Regions from separate parts of the Homo sapiens genome. Here region 2 is linked to region 1. Evidence: chromatin contacts called from ENCODE POLR2A ChIA-PET data. All regions are on one chromosome and are shown on one strand. Each heading gives the region's core, a stretch centred on a gene start or an enhancer-like site at or near the end of the contact. The rest is flanking DNA. Distances are from core to core; before and after follow the strand shown. Region 1 overlaps HERC3 (HECT and RLD domain containing E3 ubiquitin protein ligase 3). Region 2 overlaps FAM13A (family with sequence similarity 13 member A).

Region 1 (4,900 bases), core at 617-3,116:
AGCTTCACAAAGCCTAGCACCAGGTAGTGAAGAAGGCACCACCTTAGAGGGGATGATCCGGGGAAGGGTAGGAGTGTTTCCTGTGTTGGCTGAGGGGGTCAGAGGACCAAAGTCCAGCTAAAGTGGAGGAGAGAGAAAACAGCAAGGAGTGGATTCACGTTGTTGAAAACTTCTCTTTGCCTTCTATGACATTTCTGTCTTTGGTAGGAACATTTTTGATAATAAGGCAAGTCATTAAAATGAATCTTCTTTGTTACCAGAGTTAATTCTGCATTTTAGTTTTGGCCCTACATTTATTTAAAGCCTGAATTTGGGGAGTATCTGCAAAGCACTGAAGGTTTTGGACATTGTCTTTTCCTGCTGTTGAAAGAGACCCTCTTCATATATACAACATTCAGGTAATTGCTTCTAAGCTTACTTGAAAGGAAGCTTATCCCTATTTTAAATGAGATTAGAAGTCCTGCCTGAGTGTTATTTTGGTCTCAGTGCCTTTCAAACAAAGGGATAAGAATGAGTTGTTAGGCTGCTGTGTGCATAGTCGCATAGTCTTATCATAAGACAAAGTTTAGGAACTGAAGGTTGTCGTTTAGCATTCAACTCACTAGAGCTAGTAAAAAGAGATTTATCTCCCCACCGCCCTCCACCCATGCCCTCTCCAGAATTTAAAAGCAAATGCACACAAAAAAACTTCCTCCTATCAACCTCAAATCCCTTTCATGAAAGTTATGGCAGATGGTTGTGATGCTACTTTGCTGTAGTGCAGATTTGGCAGAATGCAGCTAGTGCTAATTGCAGTGAGGAAGACAGGAGTCACAATCCCATCCTCTTTTGGGAATTGTCCTGTCTGCTGAAATCTCAAAGAAGAGCACTAGGAGTAGGAGTAACATTGACTAAAGCAGCTGACATTTACTGGTCACTTACTACTACATGCCAGGCACCATGCTAAGCCCTTTTTACATGCATTTTCTCATTAATCCTCACAACACTCTAGCACCTTCTCCTGATTTTGGAGCTTAAGGTGGGTAAACATCTTTCCTCAGGTTTCACAGCTAACGTGGTTAATGTAGGGCTTGGATTTTAGTTCCTTTGACCCTTAAGCTCTGCTAAGATTATCTTGAATCTCTTACCAAGAATAGATGAGAAGGACTCAGGAAAGTGCCAGGTTGACATTGAGAGAAAGTTGTACTTCAAAAGTAGTCCTTCCTTTTGTTTTGTCATGGGGAAATAAGAGGCAGGAAATGCAGCCAAGCGGGGCTGGTGTAGGTGCTGAGGGAAGTGTAGTCCTATATTTTGCAGCGAATTTCATAATTGTGTATTTTGAAGGAAAATAAAAGATTCTGCTCTTCTAGGAGCAAGCAAGAGAGTGAATGAGGAAAAATGGGTGTAAGGACCTTGGAGATCAAAATGCCCAGCGATGCAGACCGTTGCTGAAACTAGACCTTTAAAGTCATGGACATCAGCAGCTACAAGATTTAGGGGTCCAACTGGAGTGTACTTTGAAGTGAAAGCTGTGCTAATGGCTGGCTTCTCTCCAATGTGTTGAACTTCTCTCCTGAAAGCTAGATGATTTTAGTTGCTTTTTTCTTTAGTTCCGGCAGAGCATTGTGATGACCTAGGCCGTATTTATAGTTAGGATTGATAGTTTATTTACAGATACACATCTTTTTTGTGGTTGCTATTTAATTCTCTTGGTGGGCAGTTTTTATTTGACCAATTGAAGATTCCATTACTGTAACTCAGTTGGAAGAATTTTTGAAGTTTTCTTGAACAATAGTCCTTTTTATTATCTTTTTTCATAAATTGTTTTTACTAGTCAGTCAGGGATGAGGCCATACTTCAGGCTGTTTACACAGGATTGTGCTTGGCCAAAGCACCCAGAACTCAGATGACTCTCAAGGACTGACTCGTGCCAGATAAACTACAAAAAAAGCTGATAGACCCAGGACGCCAAATTAATAATGAGAATTAGAAATCCTAATAAGACTGAGATGCTTTGGTTACCTGGTCACAGTATTCTATCCCTGTAGTAGAATCTGCCCTAGAAACCAAGTTATTTAAGGTTGCTTGCTAAGCAAGGCAATTGGTTGGGTGAATTTAGTGACAACTGTTATGGAATCTGATCCACCCATCCACTTTTAGGAAAGAATTACTTAGCGGGTCAGATAGCCAGGTTGACTGATCAGGGTCCCTGTTTTCTCTGGAGAGTGGTGCAGACACATTGGGAAGTCTGGCCTTTTGGTTATCTACTTTCTAAGCTCCTTACTATACAGCACAGCATAGTGTCTCTTTCTTTTCCTTTACTTCATCTTTTTTTTGTTAGTTTCACTTTCTTCATCTGTAAATTAGAGATAATGGCAGTACCTGTCTCATAGAAGATGAAATGAGCCAACATCTGTGAAGCACATAGAAAAGTACCAGACTCAGAGTAAGCTCAAATCAGGTCTTATCTGCTGTTATTATTAATAATGTCATTATTAATATTATCAGTCAGGAGTTTCTTTTTATTGCAAGTGAAAGAAACCTGATTCAAACAAGCATAAATAAATAAGCTTAAGTAAACAAAGAAGGGACTTGTTATACTCTGTATATAGTTAGGTTCTGTAAAGTCATGGTGAATACCATATTAGTGAATACAGAGCCATTGTTTCTGAGGAAATACAGGATTAGGTTCTTGTAGGCTGTGGTCAAGAGATTTTTATCAGCCAGCTGACGCATAACCTTTTTTTATGTGTGTTTCTGTCTAGACAGCCTATTTAATATATATTTCTTACTAATATACACAATATTTCTTGGTAATAAAACACTAGTTGAGAAGGGTTTAACATTTTCTTGACCCTGTGTAATGTGACAGTGTTTTTGGCTTTCAGCCTCACATCAGTGCTATCCACTGTGATTTTTATTTTTTATGGGTTGTCATCTCATGAATCCACAGATTTAATTGCTTTTCCATTGTATCTATAGCTTCATTATGTACTCTGGATATTACTTTAGCTCTCTCCAGGGGAGGCCTCACATACAGATCAGCAGATTTCCTGTTCCATATTTTGGATGTACCCGCTTGTTGATTCATTAACATTGAACTCACAGCCAACACTATAACTCATGCATGAAAGAAACTTACCTAATACACATTTTTTTCTCTGTAAGGCACATCACAACCTTCTTGCACCTAAGAACACTAGAAGGTAGGAGAGATAAGACAAATTTATGAAATACTAAAAACGAAAAAATCCATTAATGTGGATAATAGCAATTGAGCAAGTTGGGAAAAATAAATTATTTCTAGATTATGTGAGCTTGCTGGTCTATTAGTGTATCATTAGACCACCAACCACCACCACCACTACCCTGCCAGTTTTTCATTTTATTTCTACTTCCCTCTCCACAATATTTGTAGTTAATTCAAAGAATAACATTTAATCTTAATACTTTTTTAGTGTAGAGTCTAGACAAGGAATAAAAATCTTGGGAAGAAGCAGAACTTTCTGTGTAAGACAGCAAATTGAGATTCAGTTTTATATTTTATTTTGGGCCTTTTCATGCCTTTCCTGAAAGCCTCAAGAGTTCAAAGCATACCTCAGGATTACAATAAGGCAGTTTTAAAATTGGTATATACCAATTAAGGCCATTGAGTTAAATCCAAAGTACTGTAATTGTTGTCAAGAGAGGTTGAAAGTACGAGCTTCCTCTGTGTTGTAATCTTTAATTTGTAGCCATTTGGGCATGCTTTTATCTTGGGAGAAAAGAGTTTGTCATTTTAAAAGCTGACTTTGCATAGAAGAGCCAATTAGCTGTCTCCTTCATATGTTGACAGTTCTCTCCTGTAGATTGGCTGATATATTCAGCTTTGATGTGTTCGCCTAGTATTATAATTCAAAGTAAGTCTTCACCATTTCTGTTAGAATCCATCCTCTTTTCATTAGGATGAAATGAATGTACCAATGAAAAGATTAGGGAAGACACCTTTGAAGTCTGCAATCTTGTCTTGAAATCCTGATATTTTGACCTGTAGGACCTAGAACAGTGATTCTTAATATGGAGAGACTAGCATGTTTAAGAAGTATGATTAGAAAAGGATATTCAGGGGCCGGGCGCGGTGGCTTACGCCTGTAATCCCAGCACTTTGGGAGGCCGAGGCGGGCGGATCACGAGGTCAGGAGATCGAGACCATCCCGGCTAAAACGGTGAAACCCCGTCTCTACTAAAAATACAAAAAATTAGCCGGGCGTAGTGGCGGGCGCCTGTAGTCCCAGCTACTTGGGAGGCTGAGGCAGGAGAATGGCGTGAACCCGGGAGGCGGAGCTTGCAGTGAGCCGAGATCCCGCCACTGCACTCCAGCCTGGGCGACAGAGCGAGACTCCGTCTCAAAAAAAAAAAAAAAAAAGAAAAGGATATTCAGAATTATAATTAAAATGTATATTTGGAAACCGGCTGGGCTCCGTGGCTCACACCTGTGATCCAAGCACTTTGGGAGGCCAAGGCGGGCTAATTACTTGAGGTCAGGAGTTCAAGACCAGCCTGCCCAACATGGCGAAACCCTGTCTCTACTAAAATACCAAAAAAATAGTGGGGTGTGGTGGCACACGCCTGTAATCCCAGCTACTTGAGAGACTGAGGCAGGAGAATTACTTGAACCTGTGAGGCGTAGGTTGCAGTGAGCTGAGATTGCGCCACTGCACTCCAGCCTGGGAGACAGAGCGAGACTTGGTCTCCAAAAAAAAAAAAAAAAAAAAAAAAGTATGTTTGGAAACTGAAATGTAATCTGAATGTCCTTAAGACCAATCTTCTGCATTGCTTGTTTGTTTTTAAGATGGGTCTCGCTCTATTACCCAGGCTGGAGTGCAGCAGTGCGATCACAGCTCACTGAAACCTTGACCTCCTAGGCTCAAACGATCCTCTC
Region 2 (4,900 bases), core at 893-3,392, 160 kb after region 1:
ACAATCCACTTTCCCAAGCCTATTGAAATGCAACATATTTTTTTCCAATAACTTTTTAAAAAAAAAATCCATCTAGATTTCTAAAATGAAATGCTGGTTCCTTCAATTATTATCTGAAGGAAAATTCTTTATGTTAATAAAATAGTTTTAAGGAAACTATAAGCTGGCTTTCAGTCACTCTGAAGAGTATTCTCAGCTTTATATTAGCATTATTTAAGTGGCTGAGAGAGATGATAAATTTATGACTAACCAAGATAAAAATAACAAACTGAGTCCATTTCAGGAGAAAGAAAAAATGTGGCTAATTTGAATTCTAACCAAAAATCCTAGTTTTTATCTAGAGCTTTAGGGTAGACCATATCACTAAGACACAAATATAACATTTATTTTTTGGTTACTGTATTTTTCTTTTATTTGGGTAACAGTGACTACTATGGGACTTTTTTGGGGGGAGGTGGGGGCACAGGTTGTTTTTAATATATGAATTAAAAACTAACATGATTATTTCACAGTACTCAAAAATGAAAGAACAGAAAGGTACTCAGGAATATATAACTGAAATTACAAATTAAACAACCCTGCGTTTTGCTGCTCAGTGAATACATTTTGAGCTGAAAATATCTGACAAAATCTGAAACCCACTGCCTAATTATATAAAAATAACTAGAACAGGTTTCTTAGCTTTCAAGGACAGAACTAGAATAAAAAAGTTTGTTTTCACTAAAGCCCTGGATGCCAGAAATGGGGTTTACTCTTTTTCACCTGGTGGTCTTTTCAACTCTCCTCTTGATCCTTCATCTAAGGTCATTAAGATAACTTCTTGGTTAAGAAAGAGAGGAAAGCGGGTAGGGAGAGAAGACAAGGAGATCCACGTGCTGAAACGGGACTGATTTTTCACAGCTAAGACCTCCTGGTAAGTCATTGTGTTAAGTCATCCTGCTGTATTGGAATCAGGTGCACAATTTTTCCCTCCTTGCAGCCGTCACGCACATACTGTATAGAGGTAGACTGGCATTTATTTTGGATCCACATTGGTATGTGTTTGGATGCAGACACATGGATAATGAAAGAATAAGCAGCTTGATAAAACTGCTGCAATATCCTCCCTGAAACACAATTTTGACAAGGCTACTCTCTTCTTCCTCGCAAGTACATTTCTAATGTTTTCACCAAAAGTCTCTAGGAAAAAAAACCAATCTAAAGCACTCACTGTATTACAAGCTTTCAGTAAGATGCATGTATTCAGTGTTCTTTTTGATAAGCAAATCCCTTAAATTTGTTAACCTGAAAAAAAAATCTATCCATAAAAACGAACATAGAAACAAAGCAAACCAAAACGGGAAGGAGATTTCATGAAAGAGGCAGGCGACTGGCATGCAGCAGTGGGAGGATCGCGCCACAGAAGGTAGAAATCCTAAAAGCACACCGGTTCCCTATTACTCTGCTTGGTACTATGAGGGGGAAAAGACATACACATATCAGCACTCCCGGTGAGTCACAAAGGAAAAAAAAAGGCCTGCAAGGTGACACTATGATAAAGGGCAAGCATGTTTTCTTTCTTAGATTGCAACTGCCCTCAGCAACATTTACCCTGAGGTATTCCTATGACAGGTCAAGGATTTTCGGTCATTTGGAAATGCAGTTACTTCTGCATGCATAGCTCTTTCACCCACACTCTCACATAGTTACATGCCTCTCATTTGTGCTTATTTATATATGCTTTAATGATAGCAAATCATCCAAGTATCAGACAACCCTACCTTCCCAGTTCTTTTCATCACACAATGCAGTCAGGTCCGACTGGGGCACTTCGGAGACAAAGCTCTCCTCCTGGTCACCGGCATCTTGATTTCTCTGCTGTTTGGTGTCAGATAGGCTGGGATGCTCCTGGATCTTCATTGTGGGGCTCTGCAATAACAGCACAATGTCCCCAAATATCTACTGCTCACCAAAACCCCAAGACGTCTGCAGCAATTCCACTCCTTCAGGATAAAACCTTCCAAGTCACAGCTGCTAATGCATCCAGCACAGAAATAAAAATCATGGCTTGATGCCCCCCGGATCCTAGCTGGCCACTTGCATGCAGAAAGCAACTGTCCATCTGTGCTCCTTTAACTTTCCCCAGGCTGCTCTTCCCGATAACTGCAGGCAGCTGACAGTCTTGGTGATTACTGATTGGGGCCAGGAATGAGGGAAAGGAGTTTGGTGTTTTCTTAAAGGAGTATGGCTCTCATGACTGTAAACAACAACAATGAAAACCGGGCTACTGCTGTTGCTAAGGCTGTAGTAGCAACATGGTGTCTTTCGCAGGTGGACTTCTTTGCCCCTTAGGTAAACAGTCCTGCAAGCCAGGAATAGAGGCTGTGTACGTGAAAGCTCCCCTGCCGGCCCTGGCTGCTTAGATCAATTAAGCGGGGCTAGCTGCACATTCCCAGATTTCCTGTGGTTGTTTTCTCACTGAGTATTGGGAGAACAGACTATTTATGGAGGAGCTCTGGGTATTAAAGCATTGTTGCGCAAATTCAAACAGCACAGGGGATTGGCGTCTCATCTCAGCTAGCAGTAAAGAATACGGACTCTGGAAATGAGCCAAAATTACACAGGGAGCAATTTTTTTTTTTAAGTAAAAAGTCAAGAGCTGGCAAGTCAGTGATGCATAATTCATGTCTTACAAATACGCAACTGTCACTTGTTTTCCTACTATTCATCTACTCTGAATATTAAATACTTGGCTACACTTGGTTTTGCTTATTGGTGGCACCCACACCAGGCTAGGACATCTGAGGGATGGAGAGATCCTCCCCAAAAGGCTGATATTCAAATTAATAATTTTATGTTTAAACAAACTGCACTCGAATTAATTTTTTTTTAAGCCTTGCTCTCTGGGTAATTTGTAAATTCAACCATTGTCACTCTTCCCTGTCTCACACAATTATAAACAAAAGTGTTTATGAAACAGTTTGCTCACAAATGTATTCCTTAAGTAGCACAGATGGGTACACAAGATTTTCTTTAGGAATAGCTAGAAATGTATTTTGGCAAATATACTATCATTAAATGAAAAAACTAAGAACATCTGGAAATCATAAGTGATTTCATTAATGTATGAGAAACGTTTCTGTGCTGAAAGCACTACTTAAGACTTGCAGCTACTTTTAATAGCCACCCAACCAACCCACTTTGAAATCATCAGGGAATAGCCAGGGCTTTTTACTATTATATTTCCATGAAATGATGCATGGAGACATATTTTCTTCACATTTGGGATAAAATGAAATACCATCAATCGGGTCCTGATGAGCTACTAAAGTCTTATAGAAATGCCAAGTGGCCGGGCGCGGTGGCTCACGCCTGTAATCCCAGCACTTTGGGAGGCAGAGGCGGGCGGATCATGAGGTCAGGAGATCGAGACCATCCTGGCTAACGCGGTGAAACCCCGCCTCTACTAAAAATACAAAAAATTAGCCGGGCGTGGTGGCGGGCGCCTGTGGTCCCGGCTACTCGGGAGGCTGAGGCAGGAGAATGGCGTGAACCCGGGAGGCGGAGCTTGCAGTGAGCCGAGGTCGCGCCACTGCACTCCAGCCTGGGCGACAGAGCGAGACTCCGTCTCAAAAAAAAAAAAAAAAAAAAAAAAAAAAAGAAATGCCAAGTATATCTGGAGATTTAAGATAGTTTAAAAATGCAGTTTGTTTACTGGGGAAAAAGCCAGATTAGGCATTTATGTCACAAAAAGTATTTTTCCCTTAAGCTAAAGCCTAAGTGGACCAGGGTTAAATGCCCAAATCTAGTTCTCAGCTTTTTAAATTACAAAGCCACTCAGTTACCAATCATGAGTGTGCCTGGGTTGCGGGGGAGGGGTCGTGGGCGGGGGGAAGCAAAAGAGAGTAAGAATATGCATACAGCAAATAAGCATTTTCTCAAAAAGATTTATAATGCTTATTACCTTTACAGACATCAAAAAATACTAGAAATATGATTTCATTTTTAAAGTATGGTATTTCCTTCACGAGGAACATACATCAAGTCATTTAAGCCCTCATGCTATGGAAAGGACAAAGGGTTTTGCTTACAGGCAGACCTGGGTTTGAAGCGTGGCTCTGACATTTACTAGCCTGGTGCCCTGGCTGAGTTGCTTCCCTTCTCTGAGCCTCCATTACCTAACATTTAAAATGGCATAAGTGATACCAATTTTGCAAAGTTCTTTTGAAGATCTGTCAGAAGGTATGAAGGGCCTTCAGCATGGTGTCTGGGGGCAGGAGAGACACAAATGGAAGCCATCATTCTTTCTCTACTACTATTTGACACCGTATGAAGACAAATGAATAAAACACTGGCACACCTCAAAATTGCTAGAGAGGGGAATAGGAGACAAGGCAAATACAATTGCAATTTGAGGGGAAGTATACTACAACAAAGGCTGGAAGACAATGTTAAATGCATTATGAAAAAATATTAGTGAAAAGAGCCACTAGTGTATCCGTCATGAATCAGCAACAGAAATTTTGATTTGGGGGCAGATATGTGTGGGCTGGAGGGGTGAGGGAGGACGGCACATCACACAGAAGGAAGGAGGAATAACAAGTGCAAAGGCAGGCATGAGAGCGTGGCATGCTGGGCCACAGCAAGAGAAGAGTTTCAGGGTGACCAGCCCTTAGGACAGGAAGGGGGAATGGGACATGACAAGGGTGTCAGCTAAGTAGATGCTGGACTGTGAAAGGCCTCATATGCCAGGCTAAGTATTATATACTTATATATTCAATAAATATTATGGCATAATAGGGCTGCCTATTATGTCTTTAGAGATACAAAGACAAAACTTATTAATTCAAAAGAAATGATTTTTCAGTACCTACTATTTGCTAGATGTTTTTTTCACACACTGGGGAAACTATGGTGGACA

Evidence for each region. ChIA-PET counts read pairs that join two places held with the same protein, here RNA polymerase II (POLR2A).
Region 2: POLR2A ChIA-PET joins it to region 1 with 18 read pairs in activated T-cell. The contact joins two enhancer-like sites. POLR2A ChIA-PET finds 5 or more read pairs at or near these places in 2 of 52 experiments (WTC11 and activated T-cell).

What each region holds. Positions count from the first base shown.
Region 1 is chr4:88,597,690-88,602,589 of GRCh38, forward strand. The region is part of intron 2 of HERC3 (HECT and RLD domain containing E3 ubiquitin protein ligase 3); the gene reads left to right. Among named protein-coding and RNA genes, the nearest start is that of HERC3, 7.7 kb to the left of the region's middle. RefSeq lists an enhancer at 3,422-4,112. Within about 2 kb of position 1,867, at least 9 of the 41 ENCODE cell types and tissues checked have a DNase peak (open chromatin) inside an H3K27ac peak, as active enhancers do.
Region 2 is chr4:88,756,994-88,761,893 of GRCh38, forward strand. It overlaps FAM13A (family with sequence similarity 13 member A), which reads right to left. Exons shown (of 24, transcript NM_014883.4): 14 at 1,761-1,908. Among named protein-coding and RNA genes, the nearest start is that of FAM13A-AS1, 50 kb to the left of the region's middle. Within about 2 kb of position 2,143, at least 5 of the 41 ENCODE cell types and tissues checked have a DNase peak (open chromatin) inside an H3K27ac peak, as active enhancers do.